Linked DNA regions of Homo sapiens: all the other regions are linked to region 5. A link is a loop called in an ENCODE intact Hi-C map of the cell type or tissue named here. Cell type or tissue: PC-9. All regions are shown on one strand. Region 1 overlaps SOX6 (SRY-box transcription factor 6). Region 2 overlaps SOX6 (SRY-box transcription factor 6). Region 3 holds the start of MIR6073 (microRNA 6073). Region 4 overlaps SOX6 (SRY-box transcription factor 6). Region 5 has its middle 130 kb from the start of C11orf58.

The links. Hi-C counts contacts between places; a loop is a spot of excess contacts. Peaks named below come from ENCODE experiments on the same cell type or tissue, not always from the same donor. Only the 100,000 strongest peaks of a DNase experiment are listed, where the experiment ranks them.
Region 1: a loop joins it to region 5, with 6 times the contacts of the local background. A loop is called at or near these places in 10 of 110 quality-filtered maps.
Region 2: a loop joins it to region 5, with 5 times the contacts of the local background. A loop is called at or near these places in 2 of 110 quality-filtered maps.
Region 3: a loop joins it to region 5, with 8 times the contacts of the local background. A loop is called at or near these places in 14 of 110 quality-filtered maps.
Region 4: it touches region 5 in a loop (5-fold over the local background); 6 of 110 quality-filtered maps call a loop at or near these places.

Annotation. Positions count from the first base shown.
Region 1 is chr11:16,029,726-16,034,725 of GRCh38, reverse strand. All of the region lies in intron 12 of SOX6 (SRY-box transcription factor 6), which reads left to right. The region is part of intron 1 of LOC105376572 (a long non-coding RNA gene); the gene reads right to left. Among named protein-coding and RNA genes, the nearest start is that of MIR6073, 63 kb to the right of the region's middle. In PC-9, no CTCF peak of the experiment used is centred here; no DNase peak of the experiment used is centred here.
Region 2 is chr11:16,152,374-16,157,373 of GRCh38, reverse strand. All of the region lies in intron 6 of SOX6 (SRY-box transcription factor 6), which reads left to right. Among named protein-coding and RNA genes, the nearest start is that of MIR6073, 190 kb to the right of the region's middle. In PC-9, no CTCF peak of the experiment used is centred here; DNase peaks (open chromatin) are centred at 2,513 and 3,213; H3K4me3 peaks cover 653 bases; H3K27ac peaks cover 2,441 bases.
Region 3 is chr11:15,964,793-15,969,792 of GRCh38, reverse strand. It overlaps SOX6 (SRY-box transcription factor 6), which reads left to right. Exons shown (of 16, transcript NM_001367873.1): 16 at 1-3,344. MIR6073 (microRNA 6073) reads left to right here and starts at 172; the gene lies at 172-260. RefSeq lists an enhancer at 3,787-3,936. In PC-9, no CTCF peak of the experiment used is centred here; DNase peaks (open chromatin) are centred at 212, 2,492 and 4,042; H3K27ac peaks cover 3,326 bases.
Region 4 is chr11:15,999,493-16,004,492 of GRCh38, reverse strand. The region is part of intron 13 of SOX6 (SRY-box transcription factor 6); the gene reads left to right. Among named protein-coding and RNA genes, the nearest start is that of MIR6073, 32 kb to the right of the region's middle. In PC-9, no CTCF peak of the experiment used is centred here; a DNase peak (open chromatin) is centred at 2,402; H3K4me3 peaks cover 990 bases; H3K27ac peaks cover 1,875 bases.
Region 5 is chr11:16,603,500-16,608,499 of GRCh38, reverse strand. It overlaps a transcript of SOX6 not described here. Among named protein-coding and RNA genes, the nearest start is that of C11orf58, 130 kb to the left of the region's middle. RefSeq lists enhancers at 377-876, 877-1,378. In PC-9, a CTCF peak has its summit at 2,110 (motif pointing right); DNase peaks (open chromatin) are centred at 709, 2,069 and 2,379; H3K4me3 peaks cover 4,603 bases; H3K27ac peaks cover 2,265 bases.

The sequences.
Region 1 (5,000 bases), 570 kb after region 5:
AGTGTATGTGTGTTGTCTGTATAAGTCTTCGTGTATGTGTTCTACTCCCTTCCCTTTGTGGTGTTGGGTATTACTATACTTGATTATTTTCATTTTCAGCTGGTTGGCCTAGGGCTGTGAATAGAGAGTATATGTGAAAACTTTGCACATGGATGTACTTTATATATTCTTTACATCACTGATTCCCTCTCAGCATTGTCTTAAATCTGGTTGTCAAAAATGTGCCATTGAGAGCAGTCTGGCAGAAGTTTACTTTTAGCTAAGATCCAGTTTGCAATCTTTGACATTTGCAACTAAGATTAGAATTTCCCAAAGTGCTGTCTTCCCACTATGGATGGAAATGCTTGATTTTATTTTTAGTGCAACCCTGATTTGCCCTTTATATCTTTTTATAAATAATGTCAACAGCATTGGTTCTGAAATAACACAAAGGGTGTCTTGTAAAATGCATTGCGCAATGGCCTTAGTTCTCATATCTTCTAGGTTGCAGTAGTCCCCTGTAGTTCTCAACAAAGGAGATCATTTGAATTGTTATCTTCCCATATTGAGAGTCAACATAATTTTTTAAGAAAAGAAACCATATATTTGGGGTTCTCTTGCCTATGTTGAGATTAAAATATCAACAATTAAATTAGTATCCATTTTCTTATCTGTAAAATGGGGGCAAGAAGACAAACCTCATCTCTAGTTCAAAGAAACATTTTAGTGAGCTCTTACATTTACAAAATCACATTGGTTTCTCAAGTCCTTTCTGTTCTTCTAAGAACATGAGTTCTCTGCTTCTTTTTCTTTTCTTTTCCTTTCTTTTCTTTTTCTTTCTTTCTATTTATTTATTTTTTGTTTGTTTGTTTTGGAGACAGAGTTTCGTTCTTGTTGCCCAGGCTGGAGTGCAATGGCACGATCTCGGCTCACCACAACCTCCACCTCCTAGGTTCAAGCAATTCTCCTGTCTCAGCCGCCCCAGTAGCTGGAATTACAAGCACCTGCCACCATGCCCGGCTAATTTTTTGTATCTTTAGTAGAGATGGGGTTTCACCGTGTTGGCCAGGCTCATCTCGAACTCCTGACCTCAGGTGATGCACCTGCCTCAGCCTCCTAAATTGCTGGGATTACAGGTGTGAGCCACTGCGCCTGGCCGAGTTCTCTGATCTTAATAATACTCCTTCAAGGGAGGTTGGTAGCAAGTTTAGCCTTTCTTATTCCAGACCACCAATTTGATTGCCATGAAATGATTTCTCCAGGTCTAGGCAAACATCAGGAATGAAATAAAGAACAGGAGCCTTTGAAATCGGTCATGTCTAAATCCAAATCTCAGCTTCTCAGCCTAATTAATGATCAACAACATGTGTATTACTAGGTATGCCACCTGGGGCCTGTTACTTACTTTTCTGAGACTATGTTTACTCACTTGGGAGGTGGAAATGATGAACATACTGTATAAGGTTGTGGAAAATATTAAATAAGATAATATATGTGAAGTAAGGTAGATGCAAATAAATATTCTTCTGGTTCCCTTATTGTTGTTTGCAACCACATGACGTCACAGAGCGTTAGGTAGGAAGTGCTCACCATTTGATGTATGGGTTAGGTGTTAGGTGCTAGGGATTCAGGTAAATATTGACTGGTCTCTTTCTGACCTACAGGAGAGTGTAGTCTGGTAGTCTGATTTGGGAGGTAAGACAGATCCATGAAAAGGAACCAGACAATAGAGGGTCTGTGTGCCAAATGAGTGAATGAAAAGTGTCGTAAGGCTAATTAAGCTAATGAAGATAAAAGGAGGCCGTCCTGATCAATCCCTTGGTGGAAAAAAAGTTCTGTAGAAGAGGAGAGACTTGAAATGCCCTCAAAGGAAGGACAGGCAGGCTGGAGTAGGTAGGCAGGAGTGTCTAGGCAGGGTCCTGGCATGAGTATGGTTGGGGCATGTGTCTGCATATGGGGAATAATGGCTGGAGGACAGCTCAATCAAGAGAGAAGTGTACTCTGAGTTAGAGAGGGGCAGGATTCAGATGATGGAAGCCTTGAATGCCTGGCTAAGAAAGTTAACCCAGAGGCTGTATGTATGGTTGTATGTATGATTGTGTATGTGTGAGAAAGAGAGAGAGAGAGAATAAAGGATAATGATGGTAGTGGTGGCTGAGGTAAATGGAGTGTATTTCTCCACATAGATAAACTTGGAGACAGTCAATCTGTTACACAATTATAGAAGCAACTAATAAGTTGCTCCCACTCTTCTCTCTGGGAGAAACCTCAGGGTGATATAGGATTGTAAATCTACATGAAAATTTGAAATAATTAACATAATTTATAGGCATTTGTGACTGATGAATTTTTAATACAAAAATCACATTTGATGTTCACAGAAATCCTGTGAGGTAAAGATTATTGATATCTTTTATTAGCCCCCATTATAGACTAACAAATCGAACAAAACCCTGAAAATTCATGCAGGTAACTCTAGGTTCAAATACCAGCTCTGCTCTATATAAATTCTATACTTTTTACTGCACCACACTGTTACCATTATTGGTAACTTGAAGGAAGAGCCCATGTCTTACTCTTTGCTCTTCCCCTAACACTGAGCCTAAAATGCTCATTGATTGTGTGCTTGTGACTAGAGCCCAGACTTTGGAAGAAGTAGTTACTCTTACGGAGATGAAAATTTATTTTCATCTCTCTGCCCTTTTGAATGTGTCTGGCATTCCTCAGATAGAGTAAATTCATATTATAGGAGGGTTGCCTCTTACAAGGCCCTAGAATACTGAAGTCTGTTTCACTGTCTCAATTTGCTTGTCTCACTGCCACTTCCTCATCTGTCTTCTATTCTGGAGGTTGTGGATGCATCGCCCTCGGTCCACACTTCTTTGTCTCTGCCTCCTGGTATGTGTGAGAATAGATTTCTCTCCTTTCCTTTCTCCCTCCCTAACCTCCTTCCTACCCTCTCTTTCCATTTCTGCTCCCCCATTGCCCTTTCCTGTTCCCCTTGTTCCTCTTATTTTTCCACCCTCCCTCTCTCCTTCCTTCACTTCTCACTGCAATCTTACAGCCTACTGCAGTTAGGGTGCAGTCTCTGATCATTGATGATTTTTCTGCAAGTTCTTATAGTTACAGGAGGCAGCTGCTGCCTCTGCATTCTTCTATGGCAGGGCTCTAGTGTGTAATACCTGCATACCTACCTACCCTACTCCTGTGTCCTTGATAGCAGCACAGTTAACAGGAGCTCTTGGGTGTGCATCTCCAATGATAAGTCCTCTAAAGCCGCATAAGAATTAACCATATATGAAACAGTTGCACAGCCTAGGGGGGCTGAGAGACAACCAGTACACATTTATTCAGAATCAAATGCTGATGTCATTTATTTAAATGGCTGTGCAATGAAGTACTGGATTTGAATAGCTTCAGAAAGTTAAATTTATAAAATAAATACCAACTTGCAAAGCTTTGGAAGTGAACATGGATGCTGAGCTTCCTGATTTCATGTACCTAAAACTGAGTAAAGTTTGACAAATGAAGCTATGTGAATCGTAGAAGGAATTTAGTCTTGATGTTAAAGCTGGAGATCTGTCTTCTAGGCCTACATCTGAGTATCTGTGTCATCTTGGGGAAGTCTCTAAATCTTACTGAGTCTCAGTATGTTCTGTAAAATTAGGATGATTGTGCCTTACGAATTAGATAATATGTGGGAAAAGACTTTACAATTTATAAGATGCTAATGGCCACAAAGTCTGACCATTTACCATATTTATTGTGTGAGGAGGAAGGGAAATGAGTCTGATTTCTGCCCAGAAGGGAAGCTTTATGCTGTGTGCCTCCTGCCTCCTGTTTCATTGGAATGAGGTAGACTCAAAGCTGCCTTAGGCTGATAGCATAAATAAGTAGCATGTCATCACTTTTTTTTCCATAAATAAAACACTTTTTGTTTATCATCTTTGTGGGTGGTGGTGAGAAGGAGAGGGTGTAGAAAGGAAGTGAAGTCTATTTCAAGCAAATCAGGTCGGTTGTACCAAATATCTCTGGCTCAAAGAATTAGCTGAGGACTGAGGATTAGCTAAATGTAGATGGATTTACAGATCAGCATAATACAATGAGATCAAAACACTATGAGTTAGTGAATTTCATATGGTTTTGTACAAACTGGTTTTCCAGAATCATTTCCTCAAGTTTATATAATTTTAAAAGGTAATTTAATGAGCTAGAAATTTTCTATAGTTGATATTTGAGGCAGTATTAAATATTGCTTTACCTTCAAGTAGAAACCATACTAAAGAGAAGTAAAGTTTGCAGTCAAATCAGCTTACACAGAAGGCAAACTATGTAACTGTTTAGAACAATAGACAATGAATTTTTAGAATTTTGTATTATTTTTAGTTGAGAAACTATAATTGTCAATGAATTTTAAAATAATTGAAAGTACAAGTGTGAGTGCTTCAAACATATTAATCTTCAAGGGAAGACTAATATTTCAAACCTAAGCATTTCTAAATAGATCATATTTATTCAAACCTAAGAGTTTCTAAATAGATCATATTTACACTAAGACTTTATTTGGTTTAAGCAATCTAATAATCCACCCCTTCATGTCACATTGCCAATTAGAGAACACAATGTACAACCTGAAGCCTTATATAAGTGACATTTTAATATTCAGATCCCGAAGCAGTCGAGAAGTTTGGCTCTCTAGAAGCAATTTTTCTTCTACTCCTTTGGTCATCACCTCAGTTATGCAAAATTAAAATTTTGATCATAACGCAAATTCAAATATGAGTTTTATTTAATCAGGGTGAAAAGCAGATTTACTCCTTTCCTAGGTTATACACTTCTTTGTGTCAAATATATGCAGTAGAGTTAAATAAGAGGTATATTATAAAAACTTTTGTAGCTTGTATAATTATTATATTCATGATCTTCTCTTAAGTCATTAATTGGTCTGAAAATGCCATTAAAAATTTTACAGAGATTTAAAAACGGCTAATTATAACATTCACTTGGGAAGTTATTTGTTC
Region 2 (5,000 bases), 450 kb after region 5:
AATTGAGTCTGAGTTAGAAATACAGATATTGGATATTAAAGACTGGATAGGATTTGGATATTAGCCCCCTCAAAAGAGGAGGCTAAAAGTAGAGACAAGGAGAACATTTGAGGTACTATTGAAGTAATCCAAAAGGGAAGAAATGACAGAATCTCGGCTAAGGAGGTATAAGTAGGAATAGAGATGAGGAGATGGGTTTGTGTGATGTTGAGGAAATAAATCTATAGAATTCATGATTAATTGGATTTAGCTAAGAAGAAATTTAAGCAAACTCCCACATTTCTGCATTGGTTGACAGTTGACACCTCTGTTCAACAGGATAGGTGTTTATTTAATTACACAAATATTTACCAATGATAAATCACTGCTCATTATCAGTGAGCAGTGATAATACACTAAGGAACAAAATGGACAAAGTTTGGGAAGATAGAGACTGTAAACAAATAGATAAATATCATGTAGTGATAAATTCTATGAAGAAAAATAGGTTAAGGATAAGTAAGAATATAGAGTGATGATAGTTACACATTTATAGAGCTCAGAGAGGCCTCCTTTTGAGTAAATGATTTGAATAAATTGAATGCAGGAGACATGGATATTAGGGTAAAAAAAAGTATTCCAGGGAGAAGGAACAGAATTACAAAGTATGTGAAGTGGGAGTGTGCTTGGCATGTTTTAGGTGTAGCCAGGAGGCCAGTAAAGATGGAGTAGAAAGAGCAAGGGGAAGTGGTATGTGGTGAAGTCAGAGATGTATTGGTGGACAGATCATGTAAATACAGGATGATGATCAGGTTTGGAGGACTGGGTGAGAAGAAGGGTTTTATTTTTGACATGCTGAATTATTCAGGTAGATATACCTACCAGATGTTGGATATATAAGTTTGAAACTTGGAAATGGAGTCTGGGTTAGAAATACAGATTTAGGAATCATTATCAGGTGGATAATAATGAGTTTGCCTAGAAATATGAGAGTGAGAAGAGGGTAGAGAGCAGAATTTTCGGAAATACTAACATTTAAAGGGTGGAGTAATAGAGAAATGGGAACATGTGATGGAGATTAAGAAGGAGAGGCAGTAGCAAAGGGACCCACAGACTGATCCATATATGTTCAGCTCTGGAAGGTTCAAGCATGAGATATTTATTAAGCATCTATAATAAGCATTGCACTGTGAATATGAGTGCAATAGGTCTCAGAATGATGTGGTGATAGGGCTCTTAGAAATCATCTATTTAAACCCAATCATTTTGTATTTGAGGGAACTGTGACCAGAAGGCAAAGTGACATGCTCTAGGCCACACAGTTTCATAGTGAGAGAGATAGGACATCAATCTAAATCACTGGAACTGTCCCCTTTACACACTGAACTCAGAGAAACAAAAAGCATACAAGATTGGGATAATTTTAAAGAACTTTCTGGAACTTTGGTCTTAAAGACTGGATGGGATTTGGATATTCAGGGAGAAGGGAAGGGCAATATGAGAGTAAATATTAAAGTGAAGATGTGATAACGAGCTTGGAGTGTATAGCCTATGAAAAGATGTCCTATGGTAGAGTTTTTATTAGTGAATAAGGGAAATAAATTTGGAAACTTTGGTTAGAACAAAGATTGTAGATTTGATGGCATGGGAAAGCAATAGAGACTTTGGAACTAGTTCACCTTTAATAAAAGCATGTTGTGGAAGAGGAAGATACACTAGACTGCCACTAAGTATGTGTTAACATAATAGCTAATGATTCACTATGTACTAGATACTGTAATACATGCCTTATGTATTATATTACTCAATTGACACAATAATACTGTTTGCCACTGAGAAAATGGAGGCTTAACAGAGGTTAAACAACTTGCCCAAGGCATCACAATAAGTAGCCTAGCCAAGATTCTAATCTAATTAACAGAAAACACTTATATAGTGTTTACTGTATGTTAGACACTATTCTAAGGCTCTAGATACCTCAATCCATTGAATTCTTACAATAGCCCATTGAGGTAGGTAATATTATTCCCTTTTATAGATCACAAAAGTGAAGCATGGAGAGGTTAAATAATTTGTCCAAGGTCATACAGTTAATAAGTGGAAGACCTCGAATTCAGACTTAGTCTGGCTCTAGGATGTGTGCTCTTAACCACTACACTCTGCTGCCTCTCTTTCTATGAGAATCTAGAGCCCTGGATCCTAACCACTATGTGATGTATCTTTCAGAGCAGAGGTTTTGATTGAAAAACCTGTAGACTCATTTGCCAAGTTGGGAATTTGAACATAGAGATAGAGTGGCCTGGGAAATAATTTCTAAAGAAAAAGAAAACTTTTTTTTTTTTTCTGACAATCAGTCTGACCCACACTCCACAGTTAAGCAAAGAGGGTAGTTCAAGGACCACCTACAGAAAAGAAGGAGCGATAGTCTTAAAACCGGAAATTTACCAGGTTCACGACTTGTAAATGAGGAATGCATGAATAAGAACTAAAATATGTGCAGCCCAAACTGCCCCACTACAAATATTTGAACACTCCCTGAAGGACTGGTTGCCCAGGAAATGCCTGGTTACAAACTCAAGGTGCAAATTTATCAAGGTAGATAGATGCCTGTGTGCTAGTCTGTGGTTGTTTGTACAAAGTTATACTTGGGGAAATAGAAACAGGAAACTTTGATGTGTATATTACAATAATTCTTATTTTGTCTTTATGTAAAGACAAAAAGTTGCATTTTTTTTTGTAAGCAAATATTAAACGGCTTTAAAAAATCAGTTAGACTGGTTGAATGATTCAGAAGACCACTGTACTTAATTTAATTCGGAGACAGGTGATTAGAAAAGATCTGGCTGAGGGTTGAAGAGGAGTCACTTAAAAGGCAAAATGGGAGCACAATAGAGCAGAAAGAAGCATCAATAGCTGATTTCTGTAGGTTCCATACAATTTAAAATAAGGAGTTTTAATATGGTAAAAAGAATACTGCACAGGGATAAGTGGCGTAAAGGAAAAATTACATAAAAAATAGATTTCTGTAATTTGTCGCAGCATGTTAATTAGGGGGGTTATTATTCTATTGTAATGATTGTTAGCAAATGTTTCCTCCATTTATTTTTCCCTTTACACTGTCCAATTGTGCTTCTTACTTTTTTTTCATGTATTTACAAACTCTAGTTAGGATCCTGATTACGGCATAGTTCCTTGATAATATTAAGATATGTAAGGTATCTTCATTGTTGGCCTCAGGCTATCTTTGCTATGACTTGCATTTGTCCAACGTCAAAACATAGGAAACAGGTAATAAAGCTTTTGGTGGTATCCAGCCACTGTAATGAAGACAGGAATGTGATTTGAGCTGGGAGGAATAAATTGCCATCTTACTTCACTTTTATATTCCTTTTTATTATCAGGCAGCATTACCCAAAGCCATGGGTTTTGTTTTCAGAAAAGTAGAACTTAGAATTATGCTTGGTTTAGGATTAATTAATAAGATTGTGTGGTACTCTCCAGAGAAAAGAAGTTAAACTTCATTATATCTCAATTTGGATTTTTTTTTTATTTTTGACTTTTAAAAATGCTTAGATTTTCCTCAGTATTTTATCAATAGTGTGTAAGCTGGAAAACTTGAGTTTGAGATCACATATCTGTCTCACTAGTCTATTCACTTCTGTGGGCATTTCGGCAGAAGTGGCAACTGGAAGTTGTAAGCATGGTTTTGGGCAGGGAGACCAGAGTTCGATGGTCATTACTGCCAATTATACTCTGAGACACAAAGAGATAGGTTGAGTCTGTTGGACCCCAGTGGGTTTCAGTCTTATGTGTTCAGTTGCTCATATTGTGCTTAGTGAGTGGTATGGGTTTTTATTGTATTTTAGGAGGTAACTGGAAGAGATCTTTTATTTATTTGTCTAACCAGTCCTATCAGAGGTAGTTAACCCTGTTTTTGATAGGCTTAGTAAAACTTACTCTACATATCCCTGTGCAATACTGCTTTGTAGGATGACATATCGCCAAACAAATTTGGGACAACTATCAGTTCACAAATTTTTTCCCTTTCCCAAGGCTGTGACTTTTTTTCCTTAAAAAAGTAACTCTAGGCCAGGTGCAGTGACTCCTGCCTGTAATCCCAACACTTTTGGAGGCTGAGATGGGTGGATCACTTGAGGTTAGGAGTTTGAGACCAGCCTGGCCAACATGGTAAACCCCATCTCTACTAAAAAATACAAAATACAAAAAATTGTCTGGGCATGGTGGCTCATGCCTGTAATCCCAGCACTTTGGGAGGCTGAGGTGGGTGGATCACAAGGTTAAGAGATAGATACCACCCTGGCCAACATGGTGAAACCTTGTCTCTACTAAAAATTCAAAAATTAGCTAGATGTGATGGCACACACCTATAGTCCCAGCTACTGGGGAGGCTGAGGCAGGAGAATCTCTTGAACCTGGGAGGTGGAGGTTGCTGTGAGCCGAGATAGCGCCACTGCACTCAAGCCTGGCAACAGAACAAGACTCCATTTCAAACAAACAAACAAAAAATTAGGGCTTGGTGGCACACACCTGTAATCCCAGCTACTCGGGAGGCTGAGGCATGAGAATCGCCTGGGCGATAGAGTGAGACCCTGTCTCAAAAAAAAAAAAAAGTAATTCTAATATATCATTTCTGATATCTTTGAGATATCAAAGCTATTTTTGAGAATGTATGTGAGTCTCTCTGTGTGTGTGTCTAAAAACATGAAGCTAGGAAGTAGAGGGAAATGTAATATCTGTTAGTTAATTCAGTCACTATTATATAACAGAATGTGTTTATCAAGACCATCTTGGCATGGTAGTTCAGATCAGTAGCCTGTATTAATGGTAAAGGGTGTTCTCTGGCTTTAATTATACATACATTCCAGAGAAAATAGTAATTTGTATTTTGTTTTGTTTTTGTAACTTATTGATAGTCCAGTGTCAAATTCCATTGGTCTGTTTTGGGATACCTTTATATTTGTTTGTGAAGTGAGCATCTGGGTTTCAGTGATCTCCAGCCA
Region 3 (5,000 bases), 640 kb after region 5:
GGGATCAATTCATTTTATTTTCAGTGGGGCTTAAACAAAGTTTATATGACTTTACCATCTCATTTTAGATTTTTCTAATTGTGTAAATATAACATAGAAATAGAATTTATTTTTGGTTCATGAATACTTAGTGAGATATAAGTTATGTATTTCCTTTTTGTTCTCTATCCATAGATGTTGGTCCAAACTGAAAGTTGATGAGTCACTGTGCCTCTCGGGGTAGTGAGTTATCAGCTACAGTGAGAGAGCAGTGTTTGGCCTGCAGCTGGGACAGCAAAACGTTTCACCAGGGTTCTCATGCAGTTCAGAACCCACTGTCCACAGATCCAGACATTTCCCTTTTTTCTTACAGAAAGTTGATGATTGGACATACTAAATTTCCACTACAGTTAGGAGACAGTCAGTTTGCTTTGGGAGTCTACATAAATCTTCTAAGATAGTTCTGTGACCATTTAATAGCAAGAAGCATGAATGCCACTACAAAGGCAAAAATCCACCTCTGAGATCGGCCGTTAATAAACGTCCCGTCATGTCAGTTTAGATTCAAGAATGTTAAGCAACTTTGTTTTTGCGGTGCTCCCTATTTCATAGTATCTTCAAATCAAAAATAAAAATTATCTCCATTTTGTTAAAGAACTTACAGGGTCAGGGTTCTCCTTGTCACTTAGAATTGGGACACTGCCAGGCAATCCTCTCCCAAAAAAAAAAAAAAAAAAAAATAGCCATATGGAATGGAAGGAAAAGGAGAAAAGAAGGAAGAAAGGAAAAAAGTAGGAAGGGAGAGAGAAAAAAAAGGTCGCTTTGCGGATACGAGCCGCTAGGCTGACAACTTTTCTATTTCATTGGCAGATATGAAGCAGTGTCTTTTCCAGTAAGGTACGGAAGCTTTGTTGTTTTCATGTGTACCCAGCTCAGCCTTTTAGAAGCACCTCGGTTTGCTTCATTAGGTATTTGATACTCTCCAGCCTTGTCCTCAGGCCTGATTTGATTTGCCAGGGTCCTGACACCAAAGCCCAGGCCAAGTTCTAAATTCAGGTGTGGGCTCACAGTGCTATTGAGCTTGTCGAATTCTGGCCTCCCCTGAACATTAGCCCCACGGGAGCCTGAGGGTGTTTGAAAAGGGCGTGATCACTCTAGGGCTGAAATTAAAGGCTGCTTTCTTTTCCTTCTGAAGCCAGGCTGCTTCTTCGGAGTACACCCTCCTGAGCCAGGAGCACAAGCACTAGCAGAAAGCAGGGATTGTTTCAGGAAAGCCCATTTACCCTCAGTAGGAAGGCAGCCTGGTCACTTGAACAGCACAGCTGAGGCTGCTTCTCTCAATTTACTCATTTTGCAAAGAATTGACCTCTACCAACTCATTAGGGAGAGGAAAAAGAATCACTTAGTAATTTTAAATCATATGAGAAGTCCTGTACCAAGTGCCAACAACTGCAAAGAAATGCAGCTAGAGGAATGTATTGAAATTACTACTGGGTCTTCCTTTTTAATGAGAAAATGACAAAAATGGTTGCTGTAGCCCTGCCTGATTTTGTACACGTTTGTCTAAGAATTGAGTTGGCACTTAAGCTCACTTCTCAAAGTATAATAATATTGTATGACCTCATTTGTCCTTTCACAAAAGCACTTGCATCATTTCCTTAAGTCATCTGCTCCCTGACATGTTTTCTTCCCTAATAAACAACTTCTGTCTGTTATTCCTGCCAATGATGTTCTGTTTCTGATGCCATATCCTATTGAGCGTGCCCCTGTACTAATATCATTGAAAATATTGATATGCAAACACATTTCCTTTTCATCCCCATTCTATCTTTCCCTTTGGGGACAGATTGCTTTCCAAAAGCTCATGAACAAATATTTGGAATGCTGGTACCTTTGGGGCAGAGGTAAGGGTGGGCGGGGTGGGGGCAGAAAGGTAATGCTTAATGCAGATAACTCTTCTAATCAGTGTCCATGGCAATATGAACGCTTGAAGAAAACTCAGTGACATATCTTGCTCAGTAGTTTCTTATTCCTGAAGAACCACAAGCATAAAGTGAGGCCTCAGTGCTGGTGCTCTTGGAGTATGGGGAATGTGCAAATATTTAACTGTTTTGTATGCTGCACATTGCAGGTCTGCTCATGTGCATTCTCCCTTTGTCTTCCTTTGTCATATGTGTTTTTGCTTTTTTGAAAGTGCAGTCTTTATTGTACCCTCCTCCAGCTTGTAGCAAATTAGAATGCTTAGCATTTATGTTCATTCATTATTGTATTTGCCATGTAAAATTTTTATTACCTTAGACAAGCTTATAAGCTGTTACTACATAACTTATCTTACTGTAACTCTTTTATTTCCCCCGACGTTGTAATTTGTTTGTGATGTATATTGTGAAATTGTATTCTATGTTAATTTAATCAGCACAATTCACTGACATGCTGGACTGACATGCTGGCTGCTGTTTCAAAGTGTAAAGTTTGTGTAGGGCTGTTGGGACAACTGCAACTCTGTTGTCAAGGTACTGTGCTTTGGTTCCTATAGCAACACTGGGTGTGGCCCTTGAATTGCTAAGGGCATTTAATACATCCTGGAGCAAATTTTAACTGCAGATTTTCTTTGTAGAAATTCTATGTATAATGCAGGTACCTACTTGGCCCATGGCTGGTAACTATTTGGGCAATTAGAAAAAAAGAAAAAAACATAAAAACTAGTGTCTATTGCTGCTTTGAATATGTTTGAAAGTCTGAAAATGTAAATAGTTTATCAAAAAAAAATCTTGTACAGTCCAGTGTAAAGTTTTTAAATGACCTTAAGGGTTGCCATCACATCTTTCTCACACTCTCCTCTTGATAATAATAATAATAAAAAGTTTGCTAAGGATTAAAGAAATGGGAAAAATAAAAAAAATCTCTTCAAATTTACAGGAATGAATCATTGTTCTTAGCTTTGTTGCATACACAAACTTCTTGGATTTTGTTGTGCAGTATTGACGTGAGATAAAGCTCAACATTGAATAATCTTTCAGTGGTACTTTTCAAAGTCTTCCCCTCCTCTGCCTCATAATTAAGGGAAAAGACAAAATTGAAAGACACACTGTCTTTATCTATCCTGGTGTATGTTGGCACCTTAGCTACTTTTTTTTTTTCCTTTTTGCACAAGGTGCTTTCCTGATATGTTCAACATGCCATCTTTGGGTGATAATGTATATGCCGTGATGGGGCTCAGGCCCCTTAGGGGAGTGTCTATAAGAACTGCCTATTTATGCTCATTTACCTCAAGACTGTCCTCTCTACCCTAATCTAGTTGTCATCACTCCATCTTTTGTACTGCTGTTGACACTTACAAATTAAAGATAAATTTTGTTTTATGACCTCTGTGTATGGCCTTGTCTGTGCCCTGCAAACTGTCCCCACCATGGGGCCCCAGCCAGCCCTGAATGTGCCACCCTCTTGCTGCTGGAGCCTGCAGAGCTCTCCTGCCCTCTGCCATTGCTTCTGCCTGGCCCAAGGGTAGGTCTCTGAAAGACATGGAACCCCTTAGCCTGGAAAGACTTGCCTGCTCTTTTCGTTGTGGAGCACACCTGGCTGCAGCAGGAAATACTTGTGGATTTAGAAGGGAGGAACGGGATACAAGGTGGATTTTTGTCAAGAGAAGATAAGAGAGCATGGCATTGCCTCTTTACCTGACTTCTTCGTGTCAGTGAAACAGCTTAGAGCCTTTTGGAGTATGAACAACTCTCAAGGGCCAGCCTCTCATCTGACGCCACCTTCTACGAGCCTAGCAGCCAAGAGTGGAAAATGCTGCACTTATGGAACCTTTCCCTCCACTGTGGTTGGCAGTAGTTGGCTGATTACTCAGTACCTTCTGCCTCAGAGAAGAAAGAGCCCATCTTTTTGTCCAGCAATGAGTTGCATCCAGAGTGAAACTCGGTTCCCAGTGATATCAGCTTCTAAAATGTTGCCAAAGCTATTTCATTGTGCTGAGTCTGAGTGGGGACGGAAGGTGGGTAGTGGGGTGAAGTGAGCAGGGCCCTTAAGGGAGACTTGCCACACCAGCCAAGCCAGTCCTGTGAGTCTAGAGATGAGTAACCAACACCTAGAGAGTGAAACAAAAGTGTTCAAGAGAGAGGAGAGGCCCAGCCACTCCTTTTGATATTTCCTATTAAAAAATGCCTCAGGAAAAATAAATCCAAGAATATGTGGGACTGACTTTATTCCAGTCACATTGCAAGTTAGACGCAGGCTCCTGTAAGTTCTGAAAATCTAGCATTCCGGGACCTCCCTCTTGCCCCATGGCTTTTTAAAAGCCCAGGTAAGTACAGGACATTGGAAAGAACAGGGACTTTGGAGTCACACCAGCCTGGCTCTGCCACCTGCCAGCTGCGTGACCTTCCCTGAATAACACCTCTGAGCCACAATCCTCTCTATAAAATGGGGTAACAATTCTTACCTGTCAGGGTGCTGGGAGAATGAAAAGAAACAGCAGGGGTAAGACATCCAGGAGTGGATGGCACACAGAGGGCATGAATGCCCACTGCCTCCTCTGACCAGAAAATGCCTAAGCTAGGGAGGTTGGCTGGTGTTACCACTGAGTAAAGTGAAGGAGGTGCCTGAGGCCTTCTCTCAGAGCCTGGTCGCATACATACCTCAGGGCCCTCCCTCTAAGCTAGTCTCCAAGCCACAGGTTTTCTCACTCCCAGCTCATCCTTGCCATTGCTGCAGGTCTTCTTTCTAAGCCTGTCCCCTCTCATCCTTCTCTAAAACCTTCTGGCTTTCTGCTGCTGACTAGATAAAGTCCCAACTTCCTGCCCTGTCAGCCAAGCCTCCACAGACCTGCCAGCCCCATGTTCCACCGTGACCCCACACACCTTCCATGCTCTCTGCTGCTCTCACACCCCCAGCCTGTCCACCACTCTGGGGCTTTTACTTCTCCTTTAGCCTGGAAGGAATCTGTCCCCTTCTCTGTTTGGGAAATTCGCAGTTATCTTTCAGAAGCCACCCAATATCACCACTTCCTGAGACCTTCT
Region 4 (5,000 bases), 600 kb after region 5:
TTTCTGCTACTCCCATAATATGTATTTTCCATTCTAATGAAATACAGATTCCCCAGACAAATGAAATGAAGAGAGGCCAGTTAAATTAGTCATGTTAGGAGTTTTAAAAGCTAAGTTTGGATGCCATTGAAACAATTCAGCTGACCATTGAAGAAATTCATTCTGATGGAAAGTGTGAAATTTGGGGATAGTTACATTTGAGTGCCCATTGTGATTTTTGCCATTTATTAACCGTGAGACTTGGACAATTTAATCTCTCTAAACCTGAAAGTTTCCTCATTTGGAATGAGGAGTATGGATTAGGTAATCTTTAACATCCATCTCCTGTTAGAGTTCTCTAATTCAATGAGCGTGTTTTATCTATTTTATAATGAATCTGCTATTTAAGGAAAGTCCCATTGTATGCTTACTTGAATACAGTACATATATATGTATATATATACACACATATATATGTGTGTGTGTATATATATATGTATTATATATATATTTACACACACCCTACATCATTAGAATAGTTTTCAGATTTAATATTTCCAAAAATCTCAGACATGCCTTACCATCCTTCCAAGGTTTTTCTAGAAGTAGGGAGGCTGGCATCTCAGAACTGCACAGTATGGCTAGTCAATCAAAGAAGTAAGATTGGAACCAATAATCTCTGAGTCCCACACCGCAACTATGGGTACATTTTCCACATCAAAATTATTATTGTTTTATAGATGTTTCAAGAAATGACACTTAACAGAATATAAGAAATTAAATTTCTACAAGATCTGATTTCAGAAATTCCCAGGTTCTAATAGAACATGTGGGCATTAGAGACTCACTCTAAAATTCTCACTGTTGAAGATGTCCACTGTACTGTATTAGTAAGCATTTGAGTATTTACCTTATGCCATCCTGGCTACTAGACCCTGGGGATAAGGATAAGCAGCTAAGGATAAGACACAATGCAGTCACCACTGTTTTGGGGTACATAGTCTAGAAAAGAAAGTAAGTACATAAAACTGGTAATTTGGATAAAATATGGCAAATGTTAAGATGGAGGTACGCATAGGGTGCCACCTGTCAGAGCCTAAGCTACTTATTCTAACCTGGCAACCAGGTAAGACTTTCATGGGATAAATAATACCTGAGACGAGTCTTCAATAATGAGTGATTGCAAGATGGCCAGGTAATTTCAGGAAAGGAGAAAACTCAGATCCCTAGTATGTACACACACAACACAGTGTGTGGAGAACTGGAAATAGTTCAGTGTTATGACACAAAAAATGTTCCAAGCAGAGTAGCCAGAGCTGGTACTGGAGCCATAGTTGGAGGGCCAGGTCACGGAAAGCCATCTGTACTGTACTAAGGAGTGTGAACTTCATCTTGTGGGCATGAGGGAGCCATTGAAGTGTTTTAAATATAGCAGTGGCCTAGTCTGAATTGCATTTGTGACAGATCATTCTGGCTGAAATTAAGAGGAGGTATTTAAGTGGAGGTTAAAGGATTTAAAACTGGGTGTAAGAATATCAGCCAGAAGGCTAGTTTTTATAATAGTCCAGCAAAGATAGTGAAGGCTAAGGCAATCGATAAAGATTGAAATGAGAGGATGGATTCAGTAGTATCTGTGTTAACTAACTCCTGAGACTTGCTTCATCTTGCTTTGCACTTCTTAATTTCATGTAGAGTCTATGACAGGAGGTAGAGCTGGTTAAAGCCAAAAGCTGCTGAATAACACGAATTATTCAGTCTACCAGCTTTTTACCAGCCTCATTATTCTCCAAGGGCATCTTCTTGAACCTGAGCCCAGTTGTCCTGAAAACTTAGGAAGCCAGAACTTGTTATTGCCTTATTTCAACCTCAGTGGTCTCTGGTTCAAACTTAAATGATGCCTTTTTACCTGGGCTCAACAGCTTGTAGGCCCTCCTTCTATGTATAAATACAGCATATAGATAATAAGTGGGATGTTTGATGCTCTATGCTCCCTTCAGGTCATTAAAATAAAGAATATAAGTTATCCCAGCTGCCCTGGGATTCTGTAGTTGAAATAAGATAAAGGACTCTGTTTAGCTATCTGTGTAAAGTAAATATAACTTGAGAATTTTGAAAAAAGTAAACACAGGCATCAAAACTGAAAGCAAGAGACTCTTGAAAATACAGACTGGTATATCACTGGTTAGAATTTCCTTCATTTTGCAAAGCCACGAGCCACATGCATCAGCTCACCACAAAGTCATTAAGCCTTTTTAAGCTCAGATGAAAAACATTAACAAATACCACAAAAGGCTTTAGTATAGCCCCTTTGTTCATTCACATATGGCACTTTATAACTCCTGCGCCACTCCGGTCGTGTGTTTGTTTAAGCTGCCTCCATCAGGCTGGTCCTGAAAGAACAAAAGACATCTTGAGCAATCCTAAGCAGGAAATGGGCTAATCTAAACATAGTTTGTGACACTTTAAGTAGAATAGAAAGGGGAGGGATTGATTAGTCATTAATGTCCAATTGGCTCCATATGGATGTTGCAATAATAAAGCCCTTTTTCAGAGCAGTAGCAGAGTTATTGAATTAGAGGTTTATGTTTCCTCAGAGCTGACCTTAGGGAATTCCCTTTGGTTCCTCTTGTTGATCTTTTAAAGAGAATGGAGTTTCTAATAGAAAAAAAATAGAAGTCTTATCCACAATAACACTTGCTCATAATCCTGTAACCAAGGAATGCATTAATTTAGCATTGTTTTCATCCCAGCTATAATTTTAGTCCTTAGTGCTTTCTCGACATGCCCTTGCATCTTTGGTGGGGCAGTATTTCAGAGAACAATTAGACAGTGGCATGAACTTCATAACTGGTCATGGGCTCTTCTAATGTGCTTAGCTGGGCAGGGAAGTGGCATCCTTAAAGTGGGAAAATAATGTTCCAGCCAAGAAATGGTGGGCTTTGAAATTCAGAGTTATTTCAGATTGCCGAATAGTGATTGGGGTAGCTTTGGTGAAGGGGTGATGTACTAGGCTGAAAGTCAGAAGATCTACGTTCTAGAACTGGCTCTGCTTCATATTACCAGCAACTGGTTAATCAGAGGAAGGTGCTATCATGTCTCTGAGTCTTGCTTTCCTCATCCATAAAGTGGGTGAAAAGATATCTGCCTTCCTACACATTTTAAAAGATTGTAATGAGGATGAAGATAATGTAATCAGTGAAAGCACTTTGTAAATATTATTTTATGCAAAGTTACTTAGCACAGCTGGTGTTCCTATCCTAGAAACTGACCTCTGGCCTAGTCTATCAAAAAGGTAAATTGCTCTTTAAAGAAATACTTTGGTACTCTGATTAATGAAATGTTTGTTTCCAGCCGAGAGCAGTGGCTCACGTCTGTAATCCCAGCATTTTGGGAGGCCAAGGCAGGCAGATCATTTGAGGCCAGGAGTTCAAGACCAGCCTAGCCAACATGGTGAAACCCTGTCTCTACTAAAAATAAAAATAAAAAAAAATTAGCTGGGTACAGTGGCTCACATCTGTAATTCCAGTTACTCGGGAGGCTGAGGCAGGAGAATCGCTTGAATCCAGGAGGCAGAGGTTGCAGTAAGCCAGGATCACCCCACTGCACTCCAGCCTGGGTGACAGAGTGAGACTCTGTCTCAAAAATAAATAAATAAAATAAAATAAATAAAAATAAAAAGTTTGTTTCCAAAGTGCCCAATGGAATTTTTTATGTGTACATTATATATAACTAGGCCTTTCTATTCATGTCTCTGTCTCTCACACACACACACGCGCACGCGCGCACACACACACACACTGTCATCCTCTCTCTCTCCCTAGTTTATTTAGTGAATTTCTTGATGTAGATAGCTTCAACAGTTGAAGTAAATAGGGATTTGTTTTTAGTAGGGCTAAGGAACCTTAAGATGAAAACAAAGATATTAAACTTTACTTATGGTTTTCCTCAACATTCAGCAAATGAAGAATTAACACTTTAATTAAAGTACCACAGGTAATTCACCTTTTGTTCCTGTACCATCGGCTCTTATATATTCAACAATCACTATCTCAGAAGAATTGTGTATCCATATTTTGCATTTGCCTACCTTAAGTCATTTCACCTGTCACTAGATCACTCTTTGCTAATACATCTAGGTAATTTTTATAAAAGATACAGAGAACAAAGCATACTCTACATCTCTGGCATTTCTTCTTCTCAGAAGATGAACACATCACTTCCTCACTTCCTTAATGATTAAGGCTCTTGCTCCGCCATGGAATGTATTTTGCCTGCCAAACAAACCACTAGGATAGCCAAATCCTTTTTCTTTTTTTTTGCAAGAAGAAATCAAATTTGAAATCCAAGCAGCCTTCCTGTAATGAAAGTAAGTTCACATTCTGGCAGAACAGGAATGAGAAGTTAGCAGTAGGTTTCCATAATCATAGACAGACATCTATCAGCCATTACTTCAACACAATGAATTGGACCTCTGTTGTATTAAGATAAATTTGGTAGGATAAATATGGTGAAAAATCAAATCTGTGTAGTATTAGTACTCTCTTTTCTAATTTCAATCCCCTTTTAAAATTTCACCTTCTACATTTTTGTTTCTAATGCATTCGGTATCATTTTTCTCTAATAACCCAAGTAAGGGACTATCAAATGTATTGTGTGACTCTTCAGAATCTCACAGGAGAAAATCAACTATTCTATTAATAAAATGAAGTAGTCTGAAATACTGTGATTGTCAACAGTTCCATCAAGCAACCCAATAGTGATACTTATGTCTCTTTCTCTTCATAAGCAATCAATTATAGTTTTTTGCTCTTCTTAATAATTCATTTTAGTAAATGAGATTATCTTTGAGTTCACAATGGCCTGAATATGTCACCTACTTTTCAGGTCCACAGAAAAAAGAACCTTTCAAAAAAAAGAGCATTTTATTTGTTGGATGGTTGGTTTTCTGCTTTATTTTGTGGGGTTTTTGTTTTTGGTGTCATTTTTGCCTTTTTTAAACTAAGAGTTACAATAGTTTTATT
Region 5 (5,000 bases):
TCTTTTCTCTCTTTTGACTACTTCTTTTTTTCGTTTTCCTTCATCCTTCTTATTGTTCATCCTAATATCCACCCTTCTTGTCTTCTCCCTGGCCTGCCTGTCCTTCCCCTTCTCCGTTTGTCTCGTGACTCGCTTTTGTGGTCCAGTTCTATCTCTTAGTACTTCTCAACATTCAGCCCATGCCTCCTTCTGTCACCTAACTTTTCCAAAGCACAAGCTACCATTCATACATTTTCCTTTACCATTTGACTTCCTCACTTTCTCCAGTTTGCTCCTTTTTTTTCTCCCCGAGTTGCCTACCTTTTCCACGCTACAGTTTGCCTTTCTCCTGACTCCTCCTCCCAGCAGCCCTAGCCCCAATAGAGCTCTTTTGGTCGTTTTCCCCTCAGCCTGCCTCTCCCCCACCTAGTACTTGTCCCCATTCTCCTCTGACCCCGACTTTCTCTCTTCTTTGTCTCCTTCCAGTTCTCCCCTAGTAGTTGCTTCACCGTCTCTTTCCAGGCGCTTTCCCCAGTTCCAACCTCTGGTCTCGCCGATGTCTCTGCCCTCCTCTCTCTTTGCGGCTCTCTCTTGCCTTTGCCTCCCGCTCTCCCCTCCTTCTTCCCCCGGCCCGCCCTCCTCCCTCCCAGCTTCTCTGCCTGGCTCGCTGCCTCCCTCGCCTCTTGTCTCATCTTGCCTGTGTTGTCTGGGAGGGGAGCCCAGCCTCCTCTCCCTCGCTCAGATCAATGCCCTGGCCACTCACTTTCTGATGTTGCACGACGGGAAATGCTTTGAATACTTACGACATGGCCGCTCACACTGATTGCCAAGATTGACAGCACTAACCATCGCCTTCACTTGTTCCAGGGTGAAGCCCCTAGTCACCCCGCTCCGCGCGCACCTCCTGGAACCCCGGCGGCAAACTTCTGCCGCTCTGCGCTGCCCCCACCCGGGGCGGGACACCCCCGCAGACTTGAGTTAACGGGCTACGCCGGCCGCGGCGCTGGGGGGTTCTGTTCCCTTGCTCCCCGGACTGTGACAATTGACCTAGCACCGACTCCCCTTCCTTTTAATTTTTTTTATTTGTATCTTTCCCTTTTTCTTTAATGCCATTTACTCCTGCGGCGCAGCGCACAAGGAGCCCTCCCGCGCGGTACCATCCTGGAGCCCGCCCAGGTAACCGGGACGGAGCGAGCGATCTCGAGAGCGAGGGAGGCAGAGCCAGGGCGCGCGGCCCGCTGTGAGCTACCTGTTGGGGCGCCGGAGGGGGCAGGGGGCAGGAGCCCAGGGCCGGGCCGCCGTCCCCCGGCGTCTTCCGCTCCTGCCCTTCCGGGCACTCCAGGGTTAGTTTCTGTGAGCTGGGACCGAGGGGCTGGGGCAGGACAGGCAGAGGGACGAGAGCCGAGCGAGCGGAGCCCCGAGAGGGCGCGGGTGGCCGGGAGCCGCGGCTGCCGGGCCGGGGCGGGTTTGCGTACTTGGCTGGGGAGGGGAAAGGAGGAGGAGGAGCGGGAGGAGGGCGCTCCGAGGGGCCGACGCGGAGGGGGAGTGGAGGGAGAGAAAGGGGCCCGGGCGCCCGCCGCTCGCTGGTGGACGCGCTGATCCCGAGGATGCGTCCCCCTCTTGGAGAGTTGCGCCTTGTTCCGGAGTGACAGATCTGCGTGGCGGGGGTCTGTTTTTCTCCCCTTCACCTCCCCTCCAAAAAATCCACCCTGAGAAAACACATGTTGTAGCCGTAGATAACTGTGCGTAGGACATTAAGGCAAAAGGGCAGGGACAGGGACACAACGCAACCTTTGACAACAGAAAGCTGTTATCGCCATCCTAAGTATTCGTCCGGAAATCTGTCTGCCCTCTCGGCCCACCTCACTCCTCCACCTCCGCCTCCCCGCATTGGTATTCTAATCTATATAATTGGGAATGATGTGAAAAAGAAGTCAGGTGGCTTAGAGAATGAATTTGTAAGTCTCCGTGAAGTTCGAGGTAGGTATTTCATTGAAGTTCGCTCAAGTGTGTGATAGAGGAAGCTTTTGTGGCTGCGTGTGTAGTCATCCCTCCTCGTTCTGTGAAAGCAAATGCGTGTCGGCTTTGAAGGTTCAGATGGGACCGCTAGGCGGTAATGCCCTCCGTGCCCACAAGAGGGCAACATCCCGAGGGCTTTGTGAGCGCTGTATCTCTTGTTACCGCCGCAGGCTTGGGTTTAGAGAAAGTTACACTGAAACTTTTAAAAAACTGATACCACCTCTTATTTCGCGATACTAAAAAAAGAAAGATATAAAGGAAAAAAAAAAAAGAAAAAAGAGGGAAGTAAAGAGAGAAGAGAGAAAGAGAAAGGCAGGCAGCTAGCCTACCCCGGGAGAGCCCTAGTCACACCGAGACTAGGGGGAGGGCTGTTTTAATTGTGGGTTTGGCCGACTGACGACTGGAGTGCCCTCCTCGGCTGTCTTAGTTGTAGCCGGAGGTCATGTAAATCGACCTTAAAAGAATGCATAAGCCATAAATTAAAATAAACCCTCATCCAAGGGCTGATCCATACGTAGACAATATCCAACCTGGACAAAACGGGCTTCCCTTGCGAGCCGACCTAAACCGCATCCCCCAAAGAATAGAGACTAAATGCAAAGTAAGTTTCCTAGCAAATATTTTGTTTTCTTGAAAAGTGTTGGGTTGATTCGCTGTGTGACTGAGACGCCACAGTGTTCGGAGCGCTTCAGTGTCACCCAGGCTCTGGGTGCGGGAGGTCGGGAGGACCCGCTGAGCTTCTGGGCTTCTTAATGCTACCCCCACCCCACCCCCATTTCGGTTTGGAAACTTAGGCTGTTTGTGGGGTTGACACTGGTTGAGGGCGGGCGGGAGTCGAGGATCTCCGCCGCTCTCTCGCCGGGATAAAGTTTACTCGGAGGAGTTCATGAAGAAAACCCGGGTCGCTAGAAAACGCTTGCGCTCCCTCCTCCCACCCTCACCCCACCGCCGCTCCGCCGCAACTTTTTCGGGACACCGCTCGAGTTGCCTCCAGCTCCCTCCGCTTGTCGCCCTTCCTTCCCCCTCCCCCCGTTTTTGGACAGTACTTTTTAATGATCTTTTCAGGAATAAACAAACCGAATTCCAAGCCCATCCGAAATCCAAGGCTGACTGATCTGTGGTCCTCTTTACCCTGGCCGCGAGGGCAGTGGTGCCTGACCTGGCGGGAGCGGGGGCGAGGGGTAGTTCAGCCCCGCCGGGCGCGGACTTCGCCAGGGAGTCACCCGGCCGAGCGCACGGTCGCCGGCACGTTTCTTCCCCGCCCCGCGTCCCTGAGCCCAGCCGGCGCCCTCCGTCCTTCTCGGCGCCCTGCCGGGGCCCCGCCACCCGCCGTTCCTCTGCAGCCGGGGCCGCGGTCCGCTGCTCCCGGGCTCGGCCCAGGGCAGGGGGCGGTGCTGCCACCCGCCCCGGGACCCAGCCCGAGCCCGGCCGCTCCCGCGGGAGCTGCTTTCTTCCTTCTCCCTTAAAGGGCCGGGCAGAGAAGGGAAAGGGCTTGTGCAAAGGCTGCTGGGGTTGTGCTCCGATGCCGGGAGGAGCGGCCCGGGGCTGCTGAGGGCAGATTAGCTCGGTGCCGGGCTGCTTCCCCGGCGCTCCGCAGAGCTTTAAGATAAAAAGAATTGGTGTGTTCGGAGCAGATAAAAGGTGGCAGTCGCCAGCTTGTTTTGAGTTTTATTTACGGTCTCTTAGGCGGACCAAGTTTGAAAATGTTGTTTTGTGTGAATTGTCAGATATTGAATGCAGCCCCTATTTGGGGACTAAAAATAAGTCTTCGACTGAACTGGCGGGGCTGGGCTGTTAGCGAGATGGGCTGTCCTGGGCTGCTTTTGTGTGTGAGACCCTGTGAGGGCCGCGCTTGAAGTTTAGGGCTAGAGGTGGCCCGAAGCCGTCCTTGCGGCAAACTGGGCTGGGCTCCGGACCTCCCGCTGTACTGTCAATGGGCGCTCGGATGACGTCCGCGTCCCGGGCGCCGGTGCTAGCCGCGTACTCCTGCGGCCGGGCTTTGGCCCTGGCTGCACGGCCCAGCCAGCAACCCGGGGGAGTAGAGATGAGAGAGGGCCCCTCTACTCCCGCCCACTAGGGTCTTCTCTCTCCTGCCCTTTCTGGTCACATGTCCAGGTTTTTCCCCGGGTCCCGAGGAGAACAGACACAGCCCCGCCCAGTTTATTTCTAGGAGGTGGGTTTGGTGAATAAAAAAGGTCAAGTGGTCAGGTCGGCGAGCTGGTCCATGGCGAGGAGGGACAGGACGGACACCTGGCAAGTCCTGCCCTGCCTGTCCCCCAACCTTGGTCGGCCCGCCCGCGCACGGCTGGCCTCCCTAGGCCACATTCTTGCACAAAGTTCGAGAGGCTGTGGGAAAAGCAACCCTGAACCGGCCAAGGGCCGGCGAAGCTGATCCCGCAATGGCATTTTGTTTTGAACAGTTGCTGGGGTTGACGTTTCCTCATAAGGTAAGGTGTCACTGGACAGTCGGCTGCCCAAATGCCACATGTATAATTAGCCTGCGCACTCAGCACCTCGTCCCCGAGGCCCGCAGGCACGGGCTTGGCCGACCTGGTCCGCTCAGCTCTGTTCTGGGTTCCAGGATTCCCGAGGGAGGGCCGAACCTGCCAGGGCAGCCTCGGGAGGCCGTGGCAGAGAAGAATGTGACAGTGTAGCCTTGTCTTGGATTTTTTTTTAATCTTTTCTTTTCTTCTCTTCCTATTTTATCTTCTTATTTTTCGGCTGTTCAACTATTGGTAAGAGGGGTACTGGACACCAGCGCAGAGTGCAGACTGAATGGGGAAAGGAGATGCAGAGAAAATCTGGCAACATACCTATTCTTCACATCCTACTCGTGGGGGAGGGCTGCTAGTGGCCCTCTGCACCAACCCAGTAAGACCATTCCAGGCTTGGCATTGTATGTCCTGGCTTGGGTAGGGACTTCATGCTTCTAGGTTGGATTGTTTACCTGTCTCTGTGCTCCCTCCCACCCCCACTCCCAAAGGTCTCTCAGAAGTTAATAT